Regions from separate parts of the Homo sapiens genome. Here region 2 is linked to region 1. Evidence: chromatin contacts called from ENCODE Hi-C data. All regions are on one chromosome and are shown on one strand. The core of a region is the stretch at or near the end of the contact, and the rest is flanking DNA. Distances in the headings are between cores, read along the strand shown. Region 1 holds the start of CAPN14 (calpain 14). Region 2 has its middle 9.1 kb from the start of LINC01946.

Region 1 (4,995 bases), core at 354-2,853:
TGTGCCAGGTGCAGGGTGCTGTCCCAAGGGATGAGCGGAAGCCCCCCACCTGGAGTCCCTGAAAAGATGATGAATAGAAGGGGGAAGATAACTAAGGGCCAGGATGAGGAGATGAAAATGAAAAGGTTATGTCTGGGAGATAGATAATAATAATAATGGTCTTCCCAGATCCACTGCTTCTGCTATCCTCATAACACCTTCAGACCCATGCGAGGAAGGGTGGCTATTTGGCACATGAGGCAGGGGGAAGGCTCCAAAGAGCGTTTAGCTCAGGAAGAAAGCTTTGGATTTGATTTGACAGTGGCAGGGAGACAATTCCTTGACAAAGATGAGGAGAAGTTAGTGGAACCTGACACCCTGGGACTTTAGCCCCATCTCTGCTGTTTACTGGCTGCGGTTATCTTGGGCGAGTTGCCATGCTGTGCCTCCGTTTTCTTTTTGTAGAATGTGGATAATAATAGCACTACCTCACAAAGTTGTGAAGATTCCATGAGATTCTGCATGCAATGTGCTTAGCATTGTGCTTGGCATGTCATAAGTGCTCAAAACGTGTTGGCTATTATTATCAATATTAGTTAATTTATCAGTACTAATAAAATGGGTGGAGTGATAATCACACAAAATGATTGAGTTGGAGAGATTAGAGTCAAGGCAGAGGCCAAGAAGCAGGCGGGGAGGAAGAGGACAGAGGATTTCCACAGGCAAGGGACTCTGATTCCACTGACACATATTGAGCACCTCCTGGGTACTAGGCATGGTTCTGGGTTCTGGGGATCCTAGGTGTGCAAGCGTGGAGGCAGGCAAGCTGGAACCAACTAAGCTGCTATGATGGAAATCTGTGCAAGTGGTGGTGGGAACCTAGGAGAAGGATTTGGGGGTGGGGGTGGGGAGGGAGTGAAGAAGTCTAGAGCAACCACAGGAGGGCTAAGAAATGCTTTAAGGGAAGAACAACCAGATTTGGAGCAACGGGACCCAAGGTGAACTGTGAGGAGACAACCAGTGGGAGGTCAATGTTCTGAGTCCCAGATGGCCAAAATGGGGGATTTGGAAAGTAGGTTGGGAAGGAAGAGGGAGCGATCTCAATAGCACAAATGAATCACAGATTTCCTCCTTAGCAGGAAACATCCCTGAGGGCTGCCTCAGACTCTGACAACCATAAAAGAAAACCCACAGCCACCTCTTGAAAATACTTTCCAGGCTTCTGTCAATGTTAGTTTAAACATAGGGATGTACAGGAATCTCTGTCTTGGTTCTTTGGTGTCCTGGGAGTTGTGGGGAGGTGAGCAAGCAGTATCATGTGCTCCTGCAGTGAAATGCTTTTCTAGGTCACACCTGAAAGTACCCTCCCCAGGGTTGGAAGTGAGAAGATGACTAACTCTCTCTCATTAAGGCATTACTGAAACAGGCTTTCTCTGTATGGTGTTCTAAAGAAATAATTGGATTTGTGTAATCCAGTCGCAAAGCCCTGGGTACTCCACTCCCTTCCAGAGAACACACAGTGGGGAGGAACCAAGGTCCTGGGAGGTGGGGTCGCAAATTCTTGGCTAAACACCATGTGTAGAAAGGACCCATATATAAGAGGTGGTTTCAGGCTGCATGCTTCTGACTGCACCGGGATTAGAGCTTGCCCAGGCGCTTAAAGAAGCAAAATCTCCTGTGCAGGTAAATTTCTTTAGTTCCAAGGGTGGGTCCAAGTTAGCCCAGAGGCCCTATGAGACTCTACAGGGTCTGGGTTTAGAAGGTGAGAGGATGGTATTTGCTTCTCCTGGTTTGAGCTTTGCAGGTGAGTGTATACAGAAAAAACCCTGGAGTCTGGAGATTTCAATTTTGTCCTCAGTTTTGCCATCACTTATTAGTGTGACCTTGAGGAATAGACTTCAGCCCTTTGGCCCCAATCTCCTCATTTAAAAAAAAAGATGGGAGTATCTTTGGGCCTGGGTAATTTCTGAGGTCCCTCCAGCTCTGGTTTCTCTCGAAGTCATTTGGTAGAGTTACTGATGCTGCTAGGTGCTGTCATTTCCCAGAACATAGGCCATCCCAGTTGTCTCCTGAGCCTCCTGATGAGAAGGAATCTGGGGGCAGCCAGCTTATCACTGAGGCCTTATGGGATCCTCAGAGTCAAGGAGGCCGACTGTTCTCTGTTCTGATAAGCAGTGAGGCTGGGCTGACTTCCTGTATGAAATTAGATGTGAAAAACACACTGGGACGGTGACCACACTATAAGAGTGAAATATTGCCTCAAATGATAGCTGTCAGTGTGGTGCTTGGCACGGCCCTTGCCTAGATTAGAAATCTCGAAATTGCCCTTGTCTGAGTGGTCTGCTGGCCTATGGGCACTGGAAATCACTCCTCAAAGCTCTGGAGGACTCCAGAGCGAGGTAGTCGGCTCTCAGTTCAGCTTATAACCCTCTCCTATGGAGGCACAGGGTGACAATGTTTTGGTGGGTGGTACCTAAGTGTTTCAGCCTGGGTACATCTTCCAGGCCTGATAGGGTGAGGGGTGTCTTTGACTTTCTAGGGGGAGAATTCTTGGATGAGTTAGGTACTGGCCATTTCACAGAGTGGGCACCTCATGCTGAAGAGTGAGGGCCCTTTCTAGAGTGTGAGCCTGGTCGTTGGACTGTGACTTCCTCGAGGGCAGAAATTCTGTCTAATCCATCCTGTACCCCTACCATCTAGGGCAATGCCTGGCCCATGGGGAAGCATGCAATAAAGCCTTGTTTAAATGAATTGATTCTCCCACTTTTCAAACTCCCTTGTAAATCTCTCTCCTGACCATCAAAACAAGCAGTAGAAAAGGAATGGAATTGATGTAACTATCAGTGGTATAATTGGTTTGGTGATAGATCGCTCGACCTCAAGGGTAACCACTAAGCTAATTTCTAACATATAGATTGGTTTTGTCACTTTTGAAAGTTATGTAAATGGAATCAAAGAGTTTTTGTGTCTGGATTTTTTCTACTTAATATTGTTTGTGAATCTCATCATATTGCAGCATGTAATTCTTGTTTGTTCAGAGCTGTGAAGTATTTCATTGTATAAATGGTTATCACTATTATTAATATTTATCCATGTTCATGGACATTTGGGTAGTTTTCATTTGGGGATATTTTGCATATTTCTGTTGTGAGTATTCTTGTACATGTCTTTTGGTGCATAGATTTAAGCATTTCTGTTGGGTAATAACCAGGAATGGAATTGTATCATATAGTTTGTATGTGTTTAGCTATAGTATTTACTGTCAAATAGTTTCTTTTTTTTTTTTTTTTCTTTTTTAAGATGTTTCTAATTGACTTACTTTTTCCAAAAGTTTGCCTGGGTTTTTAACTGCATACTTTGATCTTCTGGAGTAGCGTTAATCAGAGCCTAAAATGACCGGCCAAGTCTTCCAGCCCAGGAGTGGGCTTGGGAGAGGAGGGGGCTGTTAACCAGCATTCTCTCCCCAGTTCATGAGTGTGAGTGAAGGGCAGGAAAGCCCCACAAGGAGAAGACAAGAGGTTTCCAGGGAAGGCTCTGGAGAGGAGGGACATTTGCCCTGAGCTTTGAAGGATGAGGGAGATTTGAGGTAGAGGGGGTCAGGAGGAAGCGACATCTCCTTTGTAAGTTTGGACAGAGCAGAGGGTGTGTGGTGGGGGTTTGTGTACACAGAAAGGAACTAACACACCAAGAGCCTGGCCATTTGGACTTGAGGCCATGAGCTGTGTGGTTTTGAGGGCGTGACGTGAAATGGCCAGTCCTATGGCAAATGCAGGATCAGAGGAGGAGATGAGCTACCTCAGTCTGACCGCTCATCTAGCTCAAATTCCATGACTCTCTGAAGATGCAAATGCCCCTGCAAAAAAAAAAAGGAATGAATTTACATCTGCTTTAAAAGTCTTTCCTGTCCAAATGTGTTGTCAAATGTTCAGAATCATTTGATATTTTGTTTTAAAAAATCAGAAGGATTGGCTCTTTAAAAGCGTGGGAATGGATAGAAAAAGAAGAGTAGGGGATGACTCTCAGACTAGGGTGCCGCTACCTCTTGGGGTTGAAAGTGTCAGAGCAGGGCAGCTGGAGGGGAACAGAGTGACTCCACTGAAGTCATAGTTTAGGAGGAGGCTGTACAAAGAGGGTGTGCCTGTGCCGGAGAGAAGAGATGATGCCCCAGGGCTCCCCCAACAGTCAGGCCAAGCAGGCCATGACTCCCTGGAACTGCTCAGAGGTCCTGTCAGTACATGGGGGCACTGAATTGGATGACCACTAAGTTCCTTCTAGCCTCATATTTGGTTCAGCTGCAATGAGCGACGCCAGGGTGCAACTTCCACAAAGGCCGAGCGGATGTTCCTTTGCTCAGGGAAAGCTGTGTCCAGGTCGTGGCAACTCAAGGTGTACACCCATGCTCCAGGGAGTCTTATTCTCTGCAAAGATTTGTGACTATGCAGTGTCTCATAAAGTCAAATGGAAGTGGGGCAGCTGGGGGTGAGTAGGGAGCTCCAACAGCCAAGTTCTTAGACCTCCATAGAGGCATGCAGTCAGCCCAGGGGACGCCTACCCCAGCATTGCCAGTTAAGGGACTTCCTGCCGCTTCTCCCCCACCTTCTCCCAAGGTGCATGTTCCCTTTGGAGACTTGTTTTTTCTTTTAGGTCTGACCTTGGTTTTACTTCCCCAGGTTGCTTTGACGTGGATCCCACATACCACCCAGGAAAGGAGCCCTAAGGCAAGCCTGGATGAGCATTTTGGAGGGGAAGGATGTTAAAGAGGCTCCCTCAACCTAAATCAGGCCCCAGCAATGTGATCAGACACCAGAGGAGCAGCCAAGTGATTGACAGTTCACAGGAAGTTTTTAACTTCCTTTATCTCAGTTCAGCTTCATAAGAGGGGAGGGGAGGGCACGCTTTATTGTTCTTTACATTTTCCAAGTGAAGAAACATCCATCCCTTCTGTCAGTGAGTCAATTGGCCAGCATTTATCAAGCATCTGTTTATTCATGGTATTATGTGACTATATCATGAATG
Region 2 (5,069 bases), core at 2,197-4,696, 590 kb before region 1:
TTTTATGTTGAGTGCTGAGTTGCTTGCATCTAGCTTATGTCCTAAGTATTAGATCAAGCATTTTGTTGCGAGCATATCAGCATACCACCTCAGTTCTAGGGCTTTCTGACTTGTAAATTGTTTGTTTGCTTTTTCTTTCAACTACTTATATGTTTGTTTTAATGGGGGAAAACATTGGGCAACTCTGTTTGGCAAAAATATAGAGTCAGTCATCAAAAATTTTATAATGATTGGCTACCAATTAAAATAAAGTTGGTTACCGTTGCCAGGAATAATACAACAAACAATAGGAAAATATCTAGATGATGAATTTCAAATTCTAAGAAGATTAATTAACATGTTGATCTATCTAACTCATAGTATTTTGAAAGCACTTGTTGATTACTAAAAGATGAAGATGGATGGACAGCAATGTGTTTTTGCTCAGTGCTGTCTATTTCTGTGAATGATGATCTGTCTTCTCAGGGCTTAAGAACATCTCCAGTGGGTGACTGAGATTATTGCAAAAAACCTTTGGCAGTTAGTAAAACTAGAATACAACTAGGAATATTTTTAGAGTGTGTGTGTGATCTGGGTATAATCTCACAAATTAACGGAACTTCAATTATTATAAACTGAAATTAAGTAATTAACATGTATATGCTGTGTTGGGGGGCACTAAGGGAAAACAGATACTTGTCCTAGAAAAACATTTCTGAGAATAAACTTCCTGTGAGATAAGTTTGTGTTTCGGGTTTAAATTTTGAAGCACAAAGTTTTTTTTAATTGAAAAAAAAAAAAGAGAACATCTCCAGTGAAATAAGAATAAACCAACCAACCACAGGAACTAAGCTAGTTAATGTGCTTGTTTCTGGTGGAGCAATATGTTGTTAAAAAAAATTAAAACCATGGCTGAGCATGGTGGCTCATGCCTGTAATACCAGCACTTTTGGAGGCCAAGGCATGTGGATCACGAGGTCAAGAGATCGAGACCATCCTGGCCAACATGGTGAAACCTTGTCTCTACTAAAAATACAAAAATTAGCTGGGCGTGGTGGTGCGTGCCTGTAGTCCCAAGCTACCCAGGAGGCTGAGGCAGGAGAATTGCCTGAACCCAGGAAGCAGAGGTTGCAGTGAGCCGAGATTGTGCCACTGCACTCCAGCCTGGGTGACAGAGTGAGACTCTGTCTAAAAAAAAAAAAAATAAAATAAATAAAAAGCTCAAAACTAAACCTCCATTAAAGTAATATCCTTAGCAAATAGGATTCCTTTTACATGTAATAATTCAGTTCACTCAACAAAGCAAACACTATTGGCTTGAAACCTGCATTTTCTGTTTTCGTAACTCAGACTGCATGAAATTCTGAGAACCTTTAAAGAGGTGTAGTAATTCATCCCCTGCTGTTTGGCATAAAGTGGGTGAAAAATTGGAAATAATTTTTGTGGTGAAAACTAATGGAACAAGGTTAGAAATAATAAATTATATAGAAGCATATATTACCTCTTTAAATGGATGTCCTGGCTGCAGATCCTTTGAGATTCTTTCAGCTTTTCCTGCTGCCTACCTGAGAAGGCCTAATGATCATTTCTAAGGACTGCTCAGTTTTTGGATTCATATATGGATGCAGCAAGGAGAAATTAGTTCATTATTTCAGATAAGCACCAGGCACTTGTGGGAAAAGCCCAATAGGGTTAGAATTTCCACTTTCTTGAATTATTTACATTAATTATGGTAATAAAGAAATGATTATTGAAATCTGAAGACTTCAGAACAGATTTAACATTAAGGCTAATTAAAGTATTGATATGGACAGGAGGCAGGGAAATACTGGGTAGAAGAAGGTGGGGTCCCTGGAGAGGGCTTCATCCTCAGGCCTGGACCCATGGCCCTAAATGAAAACATGCATTCCTGTTTTCCTGCCCAAATGTTGCCTTTTCCAAAATGACCCTGGCCCACCAAGCCCCCCATTCTGTACTCATAAAAGGCCCAAGCTCCACTGGCAGAGGAGCAGAGTGGCATGGCAGAGGAGGAGAGAAGAGAAGAAGCATCTGAACGTTGAGAAGAAGCATCTGAACGTTGAGAGGAGTTCAGTTGGGGATGGTTGGGAGGCACCCTGGCTCCTGCGCCTGCTCACCTGTGTGCTCCCCCTCCCGCAAGGGGAAGGTGAAGACTATCTTCCTACTCCATCCACTTTCTAGCTCCCCATCCTGCTGAGAGCCACTTCCATTGCTCAATAAAATCTTCTGCATACACCATCCTTTGATCCGTTCGTATGACCTGATTCTTCCTGGATGCCAGACAAGAATTCGAGATGCATTGGGTGTGGGGACCCAAAAAGGCTGTCACACTGACTCTTCACTGAGCTGTTCAGCACTTAAGCCATCCGTGGATGGGAAAGCTAAAAGAGCATTGTTTGTAACACATGCTTTCTGGGGCTCCAGAGGTCGCGGGCAACTCCTAGATGCTGCTGTGGGCTGGCTGGTGGCCAAAGGCACTTGCCCTGGCTCTTGCACCTGCTCACCTGTGTGCTCCCCTTTCCACAAGGGGTTCGAGGGTGGTAGCTGAGTAAAATGAGCCACACCAGTGTTGCAAGTCCCAGGAAGGGGTCAAGGGATCTCTCCCATCTCAGCGTTTTATCCAAAGTCTTTAAAAAGAAGTGGGTTGGATTTTATATCTATGACTTAATAGTATTTAGGGGAGAATAAGAACCCCCTGAATATAACTGACCAAACAAAAACCCAAACTCACAAAAATGAAAACACTCTATATACCAAATACAGAATTCTATGTTAACTGGTTTTGTAAGATGTCAGAAAGACCTGTGTTCTAATTTCTGTTCTGATTCAGTTGTTTAACTTTGGACAGCTTGATAGTCTCTCAGAGCCTCTGCTCCTCACTAAAAGAGGGAGTATAATATTTTACCAATAGAGATGTGGTGAGGAGTGAGAGAAGTGATCTCTGGGAGAGTGCCTGGACCACATGATTCATAAATGATTATTTAGGGCCCTCTTCTTTACCTTGAAGAATAGCCAGGGTTGACAGTTTAGGGTGCAGACACACAATTTGTTTCAGTGCTTAAGCCAAGTCCCATCTCCTCTTTACTCCTTCTGCTCCTGTACCCTCTCCTGCAGTGTGAATGAGAGAAGTTCTCTTCTTTTGATATACAGGTTTGGATAGAAGTAGCCAGGAGAGTGACCTGTCTGTCTTCTTTCTTGCTGTCCTGTGTCCTTGGTCTTGTTTACAGAAGGCTGTAGCCTCAGTGCTCTGGCCAAGCCAGGCTCTAGTGTTGAGTCATCATGACTGAGATAACATGGGGTGAGTTGACAAGCTATGTGGGGTGCTCAGAGCTGGTGTTTTCAAATTCTTTTGAACTGCTTTAGAGAGGGCACCAGCCTTGGTTTAGGCAAACTTCCTCCCCATGACAGTCAGACTTCTCCTCTAACCTTCTAGATGTCCTACGCTCTGTCAGGGCAAGGAGTGTGGTCCGGATGTCTGATTCTAAGAGGAAGTGCTTCTGTTCTTGCTTTCAGTTCTGATTCTGTCTTTAAACTTCAGGTTTTCTTTTTCCAGGGGGATTTAAATTATGTTACAAGCTTGCTGTAGGCCAAATGCTTTATATCCATTAACCCACTTAATTCTTACAATGGCCCTGCAAGATCTCATTTTACAGATGAGAAAATTGAGACTTTAATAGCTATTAGGACTTGTGCAAAGCAACATAGTGATAGTACTATTGAAGCCCAGATATGTTTTACTTGAAAGCTATTAAATATTTTCTCTCTCAATTGTATTTACCTTCTTCCCCCTTAATGCCACAGCCCCACAGGAGAGGTATCCTGGCCTGGGGCAAGTACTAATTTAAAGGATTAATTTGCCCAGTAAATCCCGAGATGGGTTCTCTTTCTCTAATGGTCTCATCCCTAAGATGTCATTATAAAAACTTTGCCAGCTGGGAAAAGATGCAAAGGACTCCATAGCATCAATGAGTACAGCATGTGCTCATAAAACTGGTGCTTTAAAAACAGCTACATTTTACTGAGAGAATTAAATAACCAAAAATCAAGGCCAAGTCTTGCAATTAAACAACTGGAGCTGCATTAATTATCTATGAACGGTATTCTGACGAGGTCTTTGGTTCTAAGATTTTGAAGGAAGCAAGAAGAGTACAGTATTCAGTGTTCTATGAGACAGAAGATCCGGTCTTCTCAAGTTAGAAGGTCTTTTTGGGAAAAGTTATGATAACTGAATTATTTTATTGTTTTGCTATTTAAAAAGCTCTTTTAAGCCTACAGAGCAGAACAAGCTGGCTCATCTCTGAGCACCAGGGCTAGATCAAAAGTGCATCAACTTTTTTGAAACCAAAACCAAAACAAACATAAATGATATTTCTTCTAAAATTGAAAAATAAAAATTAATGGGGAATAGTCTGGAAGATGGGGTAAAAAGAAGGACAATTGGATTTTTTTTTTTTTTTTTGGAAACAGTTTTACTTTGTTGCCCAGGCTGGAGTGCAGTGGCACGATCTCGGCTCACTGCAACCTCTGCCTCCTGGGTTCAAGCAATTCTCATGCCTCAGGCTCCTGGGTAGCTGGGATTACAGGCGCCTGCCACCATGCCTGGCTGTTTTTTTCTTTTTTTTGCATTTTAGTAGAGATGGGGTTTCACCATGTTGGCCAGGTTCGTCTTGAACTCCTGAGCTCAGGCAATCTGCCCGTCTCAGCCTCCCAAAGTGCTAGGATTACAGGTGTGAGCCACTGCACCCAGCCAGATTTTTTAAGAATTGAACTTTCGTTCAGAATTTGAACTCAGTGTTAATTGAATCTGTTTGAACTTTCATTCAAATGTAAAGGTCTGGTCCCAGGACTAGAAGAGTTACTGTAACATTATACGAGAGACTCTCCTCTGTTATTCACATTTAAGTTTAGCAATTGGTGCAACGGTATTCTCTTGCTAGTCTGAATGGATGTAGAAGCGTGCATGGACAGACAGTGAGTATAAACTGTTAGCCTCACCCAGAAATAATCTTAGAACTCACTGCAACAGATACAAATCTTATCTAACAAAACATTTGGGGCTTAAGGTGGCTTTT

What was found. A loop is a pair of places that touch in the nucleus more often than their neighbours do. Pooled maps may share reads with other maps.
Region 2: a pooled map shows a loop between it and region 1 (5-fold over the local background). The contact joins the enhancer-like site here to the promoter of CAPN14 in region 1. A Hi-C loop is called at or near these places in 2 of 37 single-sample maps with no recorded cell type and 2 of 50 pooled maps.

What each region holds. Positions count from the first base shown.
Region 1 is chr2:31,214,123-31,219,117 of GRCh38, reverse strand. It overlaps CAPN14 (calpain 14), which reads left to right and starts at 1,603. Exons shown (of 22, transcript NM_001145122.2): 1 at 1,603-1,662. RefSeq lists enhancers at 3,979-4,479, 4,480-4,980.
Region 2 is chr2:31,810,573-31,815,641 of GRCh38, reverse strand. No RefSeq gene overlaps it. Among named protein-coding and RNA genes, the nearest start is that of LINC01946, 9.1 kb to the right of the region's middle. RefSeq lists a silencer at 3,326-3,405. Within about 2 kb of position 3,446, at least 10 of the 41 ENCODE cell types and tissues checked have a DNase peak (open chromatin) inside an H3K27ac peak, as active enhancers do.